2 separate regions of the Homo sapiens genome follow, and region 1 is linked to region 2. A link is a contact called in ENCODE Hi-C or POLR2A ChIA-PET data. All regions are on one chromosome and are shown on one strand. The core of a region is the stretch at or near the end of the contact, and the rest is flanking DNA. Distances in the headings are between cores, read along the strand shown. Region 1 overlaps NRG2 (neuregulin 2). Region 2 overlaps NRG2 (neuregulin 2).

Region 1 (6,322 bases), core at 3,697-6,196, 160 kb before region 2:
CTAGGATATGTTTAATTTTATGAATGAATGACAGCTGAACTGAGGAGAGAGTCAAGATGAATGTTCAGGCAAGTGTATTGCAGACAATGCTATGTTCCCAAACTATTGATTTAGAGAGGTCAATAATAATTCAGTTTTATTAGAATCGTATAGTTAAATTATCTGGTCCAAAATTTTAGTTTCAAATTGAGAAAACTAAGGCCCTGAGAGTGAAATCATTTGCCCCAAGGTTATAGAATTGGACAGTAGCAGAGTTACAACTCCTCTCCCTGACTTCCAGATTCACACAAGCTCTCCTGCACCACCACCCCTTCTGCCTCTCCTACAAGTGACAACCTCTATGTTCTCCAGTTGAAAGCAGGGCTCTGGAGTCAGGAAGGCCTGTTGCTTCCTCCCTAACTTGAGGACGTGGCAAGTAGGAGCCAGCCTATCCCATAACTTCGGCATAAGGAGCCATTTTACTCCCTTCCTCCCCAGTGTAGAATGAATGATGGGCTACAAAGGTGTCTGAGCCAATGCCAGCCATACCTATTGAGATGTGGCGCCTTGAAAGAAAAACACAAGGGATGTGTTTGTTGAAGTAACTTGATTTTCCAGTTTCTGGGTTACTAGAATTTGGGGCCTGGAAACCTGACGTAACAGCTAAAGCATCTGGGAGCCTGTTTTGCATCTGTTACTTTTGAGATCACCGTGTGCCCACCTGGAAACTCTACCTGTGCAGTCAGATGCTGAAGCCTTGGTTAAAGCCTGCAGGGAAGCCCTCCCTGAGTGAGGCATCCCTTCCTCCATTGTGTTTACTGGACCACTTCTTTCTAGTAATTGAGAATTATATCCTGAAAGATCCAGAAATGGAAAGCTCCAGGCTGGGAGTGGCCATGCAGGAAACAGGATACTTAGACGTGGACCCTAGAATGCTGGTACCGCACAGATCCAGTCCTACCTCATTCATTTTCAGGTTTTTTTCTTTTAATTAACCAACACTTATGGAATCTCCGTTAATGTCTTGGGTACTGGGGACACAAAGATGAATATGTCACATCCCTGCCCATGGGACACTCACAGTCTAGTGATAAATAGACCATTTATTTCTCCATTCATTCATATATAAGATATTTTGTAGGCATCTATCATGTGCTAGGCATTACATTGGGCTTATCCATTCATTGAGTAATATTTGAGTTCCTCCTATATATTAAAACTTCTTCCAGGTGCTTGGAATATTGAGAAGACAGAAATCTCTGCCCTCATGGAATTTACTTTCTGGTAGTAAGCGACCAATAATATACATAATAAATAAGCAAATTAGATAATATTTAGAAAGTTATAAATATTATAAGAAAAAAAAATGGAGGGAGGTAATGGGAGTGCAGAGGGGTGGATTGCAATTTTAAATAGAGTGGTTATGGTAGACCTAAATTACAACGTGACATTAGAGCAGAGAACTGGAAGGAGGTAAGGGAGCTAGGCAGGTAGATATCATGGTGAAAGGAATTTCAGGCAGAGGGAGTTCTCCCTAAGGTGGAAGCATGCCTGGCATGTTTGGGGAACAGCAAAAAGGCCCATATGGCTACAGTAGAATGAGCGGAGTTTAGAGCAGCAGTGGTGCCAGATCAAATAGGGCCTTGTGGGCCTTTGTGAAGACTTGGCCTTTTATTTCAGTGTAAAAAGGATCTGCTGGAGGGTTTGAGCAGAGGAGTAATATAATTTTACTTATTTGAAAGGGATCACAAAGTGTGCTATGTTGAGAATAGACATTTAGGAGCAAGAGTGAAAGCAGGGAAACCAGTTAGGTAGCCACTGAAGAAATCTGGTGAGACATGGTGGTGGCTTGGTGTATTGTAGTTGTGAAAGAGGGGATGAGAAGAGGCTGGATTGTAGATATTTTTAACAGATAAGGCCCAAAAGACTTCCTGATAGATAAAATATAGAGTGAGACAGAAAAGGAGGAGTAAAAAAATGAATCCAGGCGGGGCACTGTGGCTCATGCCTGTAATCCCGGCACTTTGGGAGGCTGAGACGGGCGAATTGCTTGAGCTCAGGAGTTTGAGACCAGCCTGGGCAACATGGCAAAACCCCATCTCTACAAAACATACAAAAATTATCTGGGCATGGTGGTGCATGCCTGTAGTTATAGCTACTTGAGAGACTGAGGCACGAGAAATGCTTGAACCCAGGAGGCAGAAGTTGCTGTGAACCGAGATTTCACCACTACACTGTAGCCTGGGCAACAGAGCGAGACTCTGTCTCAGAAAAAAAGGAAAAAAAAATCCAAGCTTTTTTACCTGAGCGACTGGAGACATGATATCGCCATTGAGATGGGAAGAGTCTGAGTGGATCAAATTTTGGGGACAATTAAGGGGTTTGGTTTTGGATAGTGTGGATGTGTTAAGTGGAGAGTAAGATAGGGGCTGGAGGTATAAATATGGAAATCAACAGCATATAGGTGGTATTAAAAGCTATGAAAGTAGTTGAGATCACCAAAGGAATGAACATAGGTAGAGCAGAAAAGAAGAGCAAGGACTCGAGCCCTAGACACTACAATATTAAAGGGTTAGAGAGAAGAGAAGAAGCCAGAAAAGACGACTGAGAAAAAGTGACTAGTGAGGTAGGAAGAAAACCAAGAGAATGTGGTGACCTGGAAGATGAGTGAAGAATGTTCACCAATTAGAAGGGAGAGGTTGACTGGTTCCAGTGCTGCTGAGGGGTCAAGTTAGATGAGTACTAACCTCATTATCAATGGGTTTGGCAATGTGGATGCCATTGGGGATTTTGACAAGAACAGTTTCAGTGCAGTAGTGGGGGTTAAAGCTTCATGTAAGTAGATTTACCAGAGAATGGAAGAGAAGAGAAGGAATTTATTGCAAGTTTGCTACAAAGGTGAACAAAGGAGTAGGGTGGTAGCTGTTAGGGGAAATTGAATCTGGAGGGGTTTTAATTTCATTATTTTTTACTGTGGTAAAATACACATAATATAAAGTTTACCATTTTAACCATTTTAAGTGTGCAGTTCAGTGGCATTAAGTGCATTCACATTGTTATGCAACCATCACCACCATTCATCTCCAGAACTTTTTTGTCTTTCTGAACTGAAACTCTGTTATTATTTTTTAATATAGAAGTAACGCATGCTTATATGCTGGTAGGAATGAGCCAGTTGAGAGGAGGCAATTAATGGTGTGGGAAGGTGAGAGGAGATTGTCTAAATGCTTTCTTAGAGTAGAAGAGTGGGATCTGGCACACAAGTAGAGGGATTGGCTCTGGGATCATGGATAATTCATCTACAGTAACAGGAGAGAGGCAGAGTTATGTATATGGATGCCGACAGATGCATATATGTTGTGGTGGGAGTCAGTGGAAATTCTCTTCTGATCGTTTCAATTTTCTCAGTAAAGTAGGAAACAAGGTCAACAGCTGAGAGTATGAGGGAGGAGATGTTCGAAGTTTGAGGAGAAAGAGGGTGTGAAGTAGTCATCTAGAAGAGTAGGTGGGTGAATAGAATAAACTAGGGAGGTACAGTATGATTGTCAGGCACATTAAGGGCTCATCTTTGGCTCATGGATATGAATTTAAAGTGAGACCAGTCTAGGTGATTGTGTGCATTTCTCCAGCTACATTCAATTGCATGGGCACAGGTACTGGGTTGGATTTGACTAGAATTGTGGTTTTGCCAAATGAAGAAATAGAATTATTATAAAAATTGATCATGAATGAATGGAAGAAAGAAAGAGAAGGGAAGAAAGAACATCATATTCACTGTGAGAATCAGTAAAAAGGTGGTAGTATCAATGAATTTAAATCCTGTTAAGATAGAAGAATTGCTGGAGTCCAAACAGTAGAGGGTGTAAGCTGGAAGGTAGGAGTTGGTAGGTGGAGAGTAGGATGCATGCATTTGATATCATGGAAGGGTTGCATTTCTTGGTAATAACAAGGTGATGGGTAGAGATGACTCTCAAGTATGAATGAGCATGAGAGTCAGTGGGTAGAATGAGGTGGAGCACAAGACGACTAGAGAAGAAGAGTTCAAGGAACTGAGAAGCCAGGGTATTGGAATGACCACTTATGAGTACAATGAAATTTCTGAAAGTTAAGACAGGATTACTTTGTGTATATAGTGAATGACAGATGTGTGCCCTGCCCTCAAAGAGCTTACAATCCAGCCCAGAAGATAAGCAAGTCAGAAGCATTTGGCATGATGGCATAATTGCTGTGATTGGAAAAGTACAAGGTAAGGGGGAGCACAAGTGAAGGATACCTAAACCCCGCCTTGGGATTGAAGAATCTTTCTGGAGGAAAGAGATTTGAGTTGGGATTTTGAAGAACAAGTCAAAGTTAATGAGGTAAAAAGACAGGGAAAAGTACTTTAGAAAGGGGGAACGGTATGTGCAAAGGGATAAAGATGAGACTGGGGCACACTGAAGTAACTGAAAGGAGATTCATTGCCCCAGGTGCCATGGGCAGTGGTGCAAGAGAAGTTTGGGAAGGTGAGCTGAATTGGATCATCATGTAGGGCCTTGGGGGCTGTATTAAGTAGTATGAATTCATCCCATGTGCAATGGGAGAGGTATAGATGGACTAGGGGAGAAGAAAGTATTAAGAAATGTTTAATAGATTAATGATTTTTGAGTTGGGTCCTCTTATTAGTTATTTGTGGCTGCACAACAAATTACCCCAAAATGTAGTGGGTTAAAACAACAAACATTTATTTTCTCATAGTTTCTATCAGTCAGAAATCCAGATGTGAGTCCTCCAGTCTAGGGACTTTCACAAGGCTACAAATAAGGTGTCAGCCAGGGATGCAGTCATCTCAGGCTCAACAGTGGTCTTTCAGACTCATTCATGTGGCCATTGGCAGGCTTCAGGTCCTCGATGGCTGTTGGCCAGAGGCATCAGTTCCCTGCCACATGGATCTCACTGTAGGGCAGTTCATGATATGGCAGCTGACTTCTCTCAGAGCAGGTGAGGGAGAGAGAGAGAGAAAGGGTGGGAGGAGGGAGGTCACAGTCTATTTGTAGTAACCCAACCACAGAACTGACCTCCCATCACTTTTGTCATATTCTATTTATTCTAAGTGAGTCAGTAGGTCCAGCCCACACTCAGGGAAAGTATTGCACAGGGGCAGGAGTACTAGGCGATAAGATCACTGGAGTCCATCTCAGAGGCTGCCTACCATAATCCCGAAGGAAGATTAAGGAGTTATCAGGCAGGGATGAGGAACCACTTAGAGAAAGTTGACACAGAGTTTTAAGGAAGAGGCTATAACATAGGAAGTAACCTGAGGGCACCAAATGTACTATGTGTCCAAAGTGGCAAAAGATGCTATTGCAAGATATAAGATAGGCTGTGGCCAGATTGTTAAAAGTCTTGTAGGCTATGCTGAGAAGTTTAGTCTTTACTCTTTGTAACAAGATAAGATCACCTGAAGGCTTATATAAGAAAGCGACCTGTTTAGTTTTTGGTCTCTGACAGCTGTATGCAGGACAAACAGTAGTGGGAGGGAGCCAGGAGAACCCTCTATAGCTGGAATCTAAAAACTGCCAGTGGAGAGATGACCAGGGCCTGCACCAAGGCAAGGCAGTAGGCCTTATGAAGGGGGGCCAGATTCAAAGAATGTTTAAACAACTGTTAACAAGTCTTAGAGAGCCTGTGGGGGAGCACGGATGTGTCCGATGCTTTCCAAGTTCTTCACCTGGATCACTGAGGGTTCTGGCTATAACTAAAGTACCCAATACAGCATGAGGAAGACACTGTCCCTTGTGGATGGGAGGGGGACTCAGTCCTGGCATATGTCACCTTCACCTGTGACCTTAAGGTACACATTCCTAGTTCTATTCACGGACAATAAAGAAGTATTTAGTTCAAAGCATATTTTCTGTCCTGTTTTTTTTTTTAAGACTTTATTTTTCTAACAGAAATTTTAGGTTCACAGCAAAATTGAGATGAAGCACAGAGATATCCCATATACTCCCTGCCCCCCACATGTACAGTGTCCCAATTATCAATTGTTGTTGTTAAAATTGATAAGCCTACAATTGATAAGTTACAATTACTGTTGTTACAATTGATAAGCCTACATTGACACGCCATTATCACCCAAAGTCTATACATTAGGCTTCACTCTCAGTGTTGTACATTCTATGGGTTTGGACAAGTGTATGAGAACATGTATTCATTATACTATCATACAGAATTTTATTTATTTTTTTTTTGAGACAGTCTCGCTGTGTCACTCAGGCTGGAGTGCAGTGGTACAATCTCAGCTCACTGCAACCTCCACCTCCTGGGTTCAAGCAATTCTCATGTCTCAGTTTCCCAAGTAGCTGGG
Region 2 (6,268 bases), core at 1,004-3,503:
GGCCTGCCAGGTTCCTGCTCCTGAGGAGCTCCTAGCCACAGAAACAAACCAAGGAAGCTTACAGCAGCCTATGGAAGGTGCTAAACATGACACCACACCAGGGCAGAGAGACCCAGTCTGACTGTAGGCTCTGGGAAGTAGCCAGATTTTCTAAGCCCAGCTCCACCACCTGTGTGATTTGGGGCAGACTGATCACCTCTGTACCTTGTTCCCTCAGCTGTAGAACAGGGAGAACAAAAGCTACTATGCATGGTTCAAGTGAAGGCCACCTGAGATCATGTGCACAGAGCTCTTTGTCTCATCCCTGGCATGGAGCTGATGCTCACTAGGTGTAGCTATTTATGAATCGTAACCACAGCAATGAGACTCCTTAATGGGTGGTAGGAAGGGGAGAGGCAGGAGAGCAGGAAGAAAAGCATTCTAGGCACGGGGAACAACTTGAGCTGTTCCAACAGAGGCACTTAAGAACAGGGCTGATGAGTGAGGTGCCTGGAACAGAGTGGGCTGTAGGGAGCAGAGGAGCTGGGCCTGAACAGGCAAGCTGAGGCCAGACAGACTGACCCTGGGTGGGTAAACAGGAAGACCGGCTTCAGCAGAGCTGTGACTTTACAAGATTGCTCTGGGAACTGCATAGAGTGAAGGAGGAGAGACCCTGGGGTGGACCCAGATGACCACATGTGAACAGTCGGGCCCAGGATGGGGTGGAGAGTGTGCTTCCGGAGAAGGGAATGGGTAGGACTTGGTGGTTAATCAGATGTGCCGGTGGGAAAGGGAAGAGGGAGGAGTCAGGCGATTCAGAAAAAATGATAATGGGGACTCCAGGCTGGTTCCAGAGAGCAGTGAGATGCCCAGCTGTGCAGTTTGGAAGGGAAGCGTGGAGGTGGGTGGCCCCTGTCCTGAGGTGACAACGGTGGGGCAGAAGACTGATGGGCTTACAAGGGGGATGTGGAGCACAAAAGGGGACAGGTACCCGGGATCCAGCCTGGGAGATATTAGCAAGGCCAGACTTCTGAAGGAGCTGGTGGTGTGGGGATGGGTCTGTAGCCACAAGCAGAGACACCTCATGGGATCTTGGTACTCCCCTGAAGCAGGTTTTGACTTCACTGTAAGGAGGAATATTTCCCTCACTGAAGCCATCAGGGCATGGGAGGAATTGTCCCTGTGGGGCAGTGAGGCCAGGTCACAGGGGTATCTGAATGGAGACTAATGGCTTCTGGAATTGGGCAGTATGAGTCCTGGTTCCTGACTAGCCTCAAGTCACATCCCAGCTCTGCCACTTCTTGGCTGTGTAAATCCTGAATAAGTCACTTAAACGTTCTGAGTGTTACTTTCCTGCGTGTAGAATTAAACGTTCTGAGTGTTACTTTCCTGCGTGTAGAATGGGACTGGCGGAAGGGTCTTACAGAGCTGCGGTATTAAACCAGATGGAACATGTACCCCAGCGTGAGCCTGACCCCCTGACGGTGAGCATTCCCACAGCAAGTGACCATTCATGAAAGCTTACCAGGGTCAGGCACAGGGCTAACACATCCCACTGATACAATCTGGAATCATCCCAACAGAGCTATGGAATCAACACCATGGTTATGCCCGCGTAACAGATAAGGAAACCGAGGCTCGGAGAGGTTTAGGAAATTGCATAAGGCCACTGAGGGTTGCTGCCGTCATTCTTGCAGGCGGGGTCTCGGGCAAGGTTAAGGCAAGTCTGGGTCCGCCCCTCCCACCCTACCCCACCCCCAACCCCCCCTCCCCCGCGCCGGCCCGGCCTGGCCCTGGCCCATGCCTCTGCCTCTCCCCGCAGGTACGTGTCGGCCCTGACCACGCCCGCGCGCCTCTCGCCCGTGGACTTCCACTACTCGCTGGCCACGCAGGTGCCAACTTTCGAGATCACGTCCCCCAACTCGGCGCACGCCGTGTCGCTGCCGCCGGCGGCGCCCATCAGTTACCGCCTGGCCGAGCAGCAGCCGTTACTGCGGCACCCGGCGCCCCCCGGCCCGGGACCCGGACCCGGGCCCGGGCCCGGGCCCGGCGCAGACATGCAGCGCAGCTATGACAGCTACTATTACCCCGCGGCGGGGCCCGGACCGCGGCGCGGGACCTGCGCGCTCGGCGGCAGCCTGGGCAGCCTGCCTGCCAGCCCCTTCCGCATCCCCGAGGACGACGAGTACGAGACCACGCAGGAGTGCGCGCCCCCGCCGCCGCCGCGGCCGCGCGCGCGCGGTGCGTCCCGCAGGACGTCGGCGGGGCCCCGGCGCTGGCGCCGCTCGCGCCTCAACGGGCTGGCGGCGCAGCGCGCACGGGCGGCGAGGGACTCGCTGTCGCTGAGCAGCGGCTCGGGCGGCGGCTCAGCCTCGGCGTCGGACGACGACGCGGACGACGCGGACGGGGCGCTGGCGGCCGAGAGCACACCTTTCCTGGGCCTGCGTGGGGCGCACGACGCGCTGCGCTCGGACTCGCCGCCACTGTGCCCGGCGGCCGACAGCAGGACTTACTACTCACTGGACAGCCACAGCACGCGGGCCAGCAGCAGACACAGCCGCGGGCCGCCCCCGCGGGCCAAGCAGGACTCGGCGCCACTCTAGGGCCCCGCCGCGCGCCCCTCCGCCCCGCCCGCCCCACTATCTTTAAGGAGACCAGAGACCGCCTACTGGAGAGAAAGGAGGAAAAAAGAAATAAAAATATTTTTATTTTCTATAAAAGGAAAAAAGTATAACAAAATGTTTTATTTTCATTTTAGCAAAAATTGTCTTATAATACTAGCTAACGGCAAAGGCGTTTTTATAGGGAAACTATTTATATGTAACATCCTGATTTACAGCTTCGGAAAAAAAAAAGAAACAACAAAAAAAAAAGAGAGATGGGCCAATTTTTTGACTCTTTAATAGAAACCTATTTTGTGGTGCCTTTTGCTGTATGCTCATCTGGGGCTCCGGGGGACAGGTCTGGGTTGTGGGGTGCTGAGAGTGACAGCTGGGAGAGAAGAGGTGCGGGTTCTGTTGGGGGCGAGGGTGGGGGGCGGTGGGGGGTTGGCCCTAAGGAAGAACTGAGGACGGAAGTAGCTTTGCTCCCAGGCAAGAGCTGAAGTTCCCGACCCCTGGGAGGAGAGGGCCAGGACCCTAGGCTTGGAGCTGGAGCTGGGGTAACTTCCAGGGGGAGATAAAGACACAGCTACCCGAATGGGGAAGCCCTGGCTACTCACAGCTGTTAAAGGAGGGGGGGCAGAGAAACGTTTCCCCAAGAGCCTGAGCCCAGGGAGGTGGCAGCTCTGCCAGGGGCCCAATGTTGGCGGCTCCTGTCCCCCACAGCCTCCAGGACGCCCCTCCGTCCTCTGCAGCACCTTCGTTTACAGGTCGTCTTTTCTATTTTACACCTGCATGTCCTTTGCATTTCAGATTCTTTAGATTGGATGCATGGTCACGCTGGGACCGAGAAGAGCCACTCGACAGTGTATTCCCCTTTTAGCAATAAAGTAACACCATTTCCTTCTCACAGGCTGCCTCCTAGCCCCCAACCCACCTATGACATCCACTCGTCTCCAGTCCTGCCCTCCCACCCCCAAAAACTGGGTCCACTGCTAATTTGTCAAAAAGGTAATTGTTTAAAAAAAAAAAAAATCCCAAACAGAAACAGATGGGAATCCTGTCCTGAAATGTCTGAACACCTGACTGTTGACACTTGAACATTTTTATATTATAAATAAAATCAGAAATAACTCCTGTTTGACTGTGTGTGCCTAGCCTCAGATGAGGAGGGAACTCAGAGCACGAAGTCCCATGGTGGATGTGGATGATGCTGGCCTGGAGGTTGGAGGGGGCCAGGGCAGTCCCTGGAAGGAAGTGACCCTGTCTCCGGTCTCTCCGGCCCCAGCTCACAGGACAGACTCCAGCCCTCCTCCCGCTTCCAAGAATATTTACAAGGTGTCCCCACTGGCTGCTGGGGAACCTGGCCAAGGGACTGACACAAATTGCTCTGCTTCAAACTCAGCGTTGGAACTCTGGCCCAGTTCCTGCCCTGGATCTATGGGCCGGACTGAGGCAACAGTTGCCGGCCTAGGTGGTTGAGGAGGGATGGGTTGTGGGGTTGGTAATAGCACAGCCAAGGCAGGATGACCCTTGGACCCTGAGGCACGTCACAGGCAAAGTCTGAACATGCAAAGTGGCATAACAGTGGTACCCTCAGCTGCCAGGACCACAGCTGCTGCAGTTCATAAGCCCACAGGGTGTTGCTCTTTCCCCAACTTTATACCCCCTCAGAGCCAGGACCTGTCTAAACCCGCAGACCTGAGAGAGAGTACATGATTTCAGTATGGAGAAGGCAGATGGAGGCCCAGGTTCAAAAGCCTTTCCCCTCATCAACTAATTTAGTAAACCAGTGCCCAGCACCCGGAACTATTCGGTTCCAGCCAGACACACGGACGTCTTCCACCCAAACAGCTGAGGTGGTTGGCATGCACACTCGGCTACACGTGTGTGTGTGTGTGTGTGTGTGTGTGTGAATCCCACTAGGATGTGTGTAGTCAGAGACCTATAGGTGGGAGGGACAGAGAGGCTGCGGGTTGAGAGGGCTTTGGCATCAACAGGGCGTAAGTTCAAATTCCAGCTCTGTGCCGCCTAGCTGTGTGACGTCTCTAGGCCACAGTTTCCTTGCTGGGAAATGGGTGATGTAAATACCTATTCCAAAAGGTTGCTGTGGAGATTATAAAGTACCCAGTGCTGATGCTGGCACGTGATAGATGCCTATTACATGGCTGATTTGATGGTGGTGATGACAATATCCTGTGCCTTGCATCCTTGTATCACACAGCCAGAGTGACAAAAACTAGATGAGAGGGAGTCGATGGAAAAAAATAAAGAACAAATTAAAGTTATTGTATTTATTGTGGGGGTGCTGGGAAAAAGTATCTGCTACAAAAAATTTTAAAAAGGAAAATAATGAACTCAATCCTGCATAAACCTGCAACTCACTGGCCCCTCCCGGCCCCCTTCTGTTGATCTCATCCAGGCCCCTCTGCTGTCTCTGGTTTCGTAGTTGACTTTAAAATTCTCTGAGAGCCAGTTATTCTTCTCTGTGACTTGTGGCTTCTGTAGGATCCCAAATTAACTCCATATGAACTCTTGGGGAACCCATTGACCTTTGTGTGGTCCAGCTTATTGTCCTCGTGTGACCTTTCTGGGGGCTCTAGGTTGCTGTTGCTTTCTAAATTTTAGAGTCAGAAGCCACCCAATGAACCCACCAATCTCTATGTGGCCCTCGGTTGATTCTGAATGACCTCTTGGTGAACTCACCGATCTTTGCATGAGCATCGGGTACCTTCATTATATGCTTTGAATCCTACAGTACCTGCCATATGTGCGGAGAGTCCAAGGCCAGAACCTAACAGAGTTCTTTCCTCACCTGTCATCCACCCATTCATTTCACAGGTATGATTAGGACCCGGGAACACATGTGGCCAGAGAGGCCCCTTCTCCACTCTGCCTCTCAAACCTCTGCCTGGGGAAGCCTTCCCAGTGGCCTTTCAGGAAGAGTCGCAGTCCTGTCAAGCTACTTCCCTACCACCGCCCCGTCGCTGGAACACGTAGGACGACATTCAGGCAGCTTCGCAAGTCAGAGGCTTCATCCCCACTTTCCCAGTTCTTTCTTTTCTCTTCCAGGTCATTTTTTGGCTTCTCTTTCCAGCCCCTCCCAGAGGCCCAAGTGGTAATGGTAACTGCCTGTTCTTCTCCTCACGAAACTGTGAGCCCCACGAGGACAGGCAGCCAAACTTCCTCCCACCACCGTATCCCCATCACCCCGCCCAGCGTGCAGCACACAGTTGGCCCTCATTGAATGAGAGGATGAAGGCGCAAGAGACACCGTCCTCAAGGGGCAACCCCCAGAAGTCCCTGAGCCCGAGGCCACTTCCCAGGACCACCAGGTGGCGCAAACCACTTATTGCATGTCACCAGTCCTGAATTTGAACAGTCCTAGAAAATGGGCATGTTGGAGGCAGCAGTTGTGGGTGGTGAGGATCCATTCGAATGCAGGAAGAACTATTAGAACTTTGACTTAGATTTATTTTCATCTCATCTTTTTTAAATTTCTATTTTTGTGTATGTTTTATAATGTACATAATATTTTAGTACAGTAGTACATGTATATAATTTACAAATAAATAATTATACAATTAAGGAAGTGAACTAAACATTTTTTTACTGATGGGAGGCACAACCCATGCTCAGGAAGCACATCTGTCCACAGCTGCCAGAGCTCCTGGCTCTGCTCTCCACTC

What was found. Hi-C counts contacts between places; a loop is a spot of excess contacts on that map. ChIA-PET counts read pairs that join two places held with the same protein, here RNA polymerase II (POLR2A). Pooled maps may share reads with other maps.
Region 1: a pooled map shows a loop between it and region 2 (2.8-fold over the local background). The contact joins two enhancer-like sites. A Hi-C loop is called at or near these places in 1 of 37 single-sample maps with no recorded cell type and 2 of 50 pooled maps. POLR2A ChIA-PET finds 5 or more read pairs at or near these places in 2 of 52 experiments (Caco-2 and PC-9).

What each region holds. Positions count from the first base shown.
Region 1 is chr5:140,010,180-140,016,501 of GRCh38, reverse strand. All of the region lies in intron 1 of NRG2 (neuregulin 2), which reads left to right. Among named protein-coding and RNA genes, the nearest start is that of NRG2, 30 kb to the left of the region's middle. RefSeq lists an enhancer at 4,657-4,726. Within about 2 kb of position 4,946, at least 6 of the 41 ENCODE cell types and tissues checked have a DNase peak (open chromatin) inside an H3K27ac peak, as active enhancers do.
Region 2 is chr5:139,844,231-139,850,498 of GRCh38, reverse strand. NRG2 (neuregulin 2) reads left to right here. Exons shown (of 10, transcript NM_004883.3): 10 at 1,802-3,718. The coding sequence ends at 2,582. It overlaps PSD2 (pleckstrin and Sec7 domain containing 2), which reads right to left. Exons shown (of 15, transcript NM_032289.4): 15 at 6,033-6,268. Among named protein-coding and RNA genes, the nearest start is that of PSD2, 52 kb to the right of the region's middle. RefSeq lists silencers at 1,721-1,780, 1,831-2,250, 2,381-2,570. Within about 2 kb of position 2,253, at least 20 of the 41 ENCODE cell types and tissues checked have a DNase peak (open chromatin) inside an H3K27ac peak, as active enhancers do.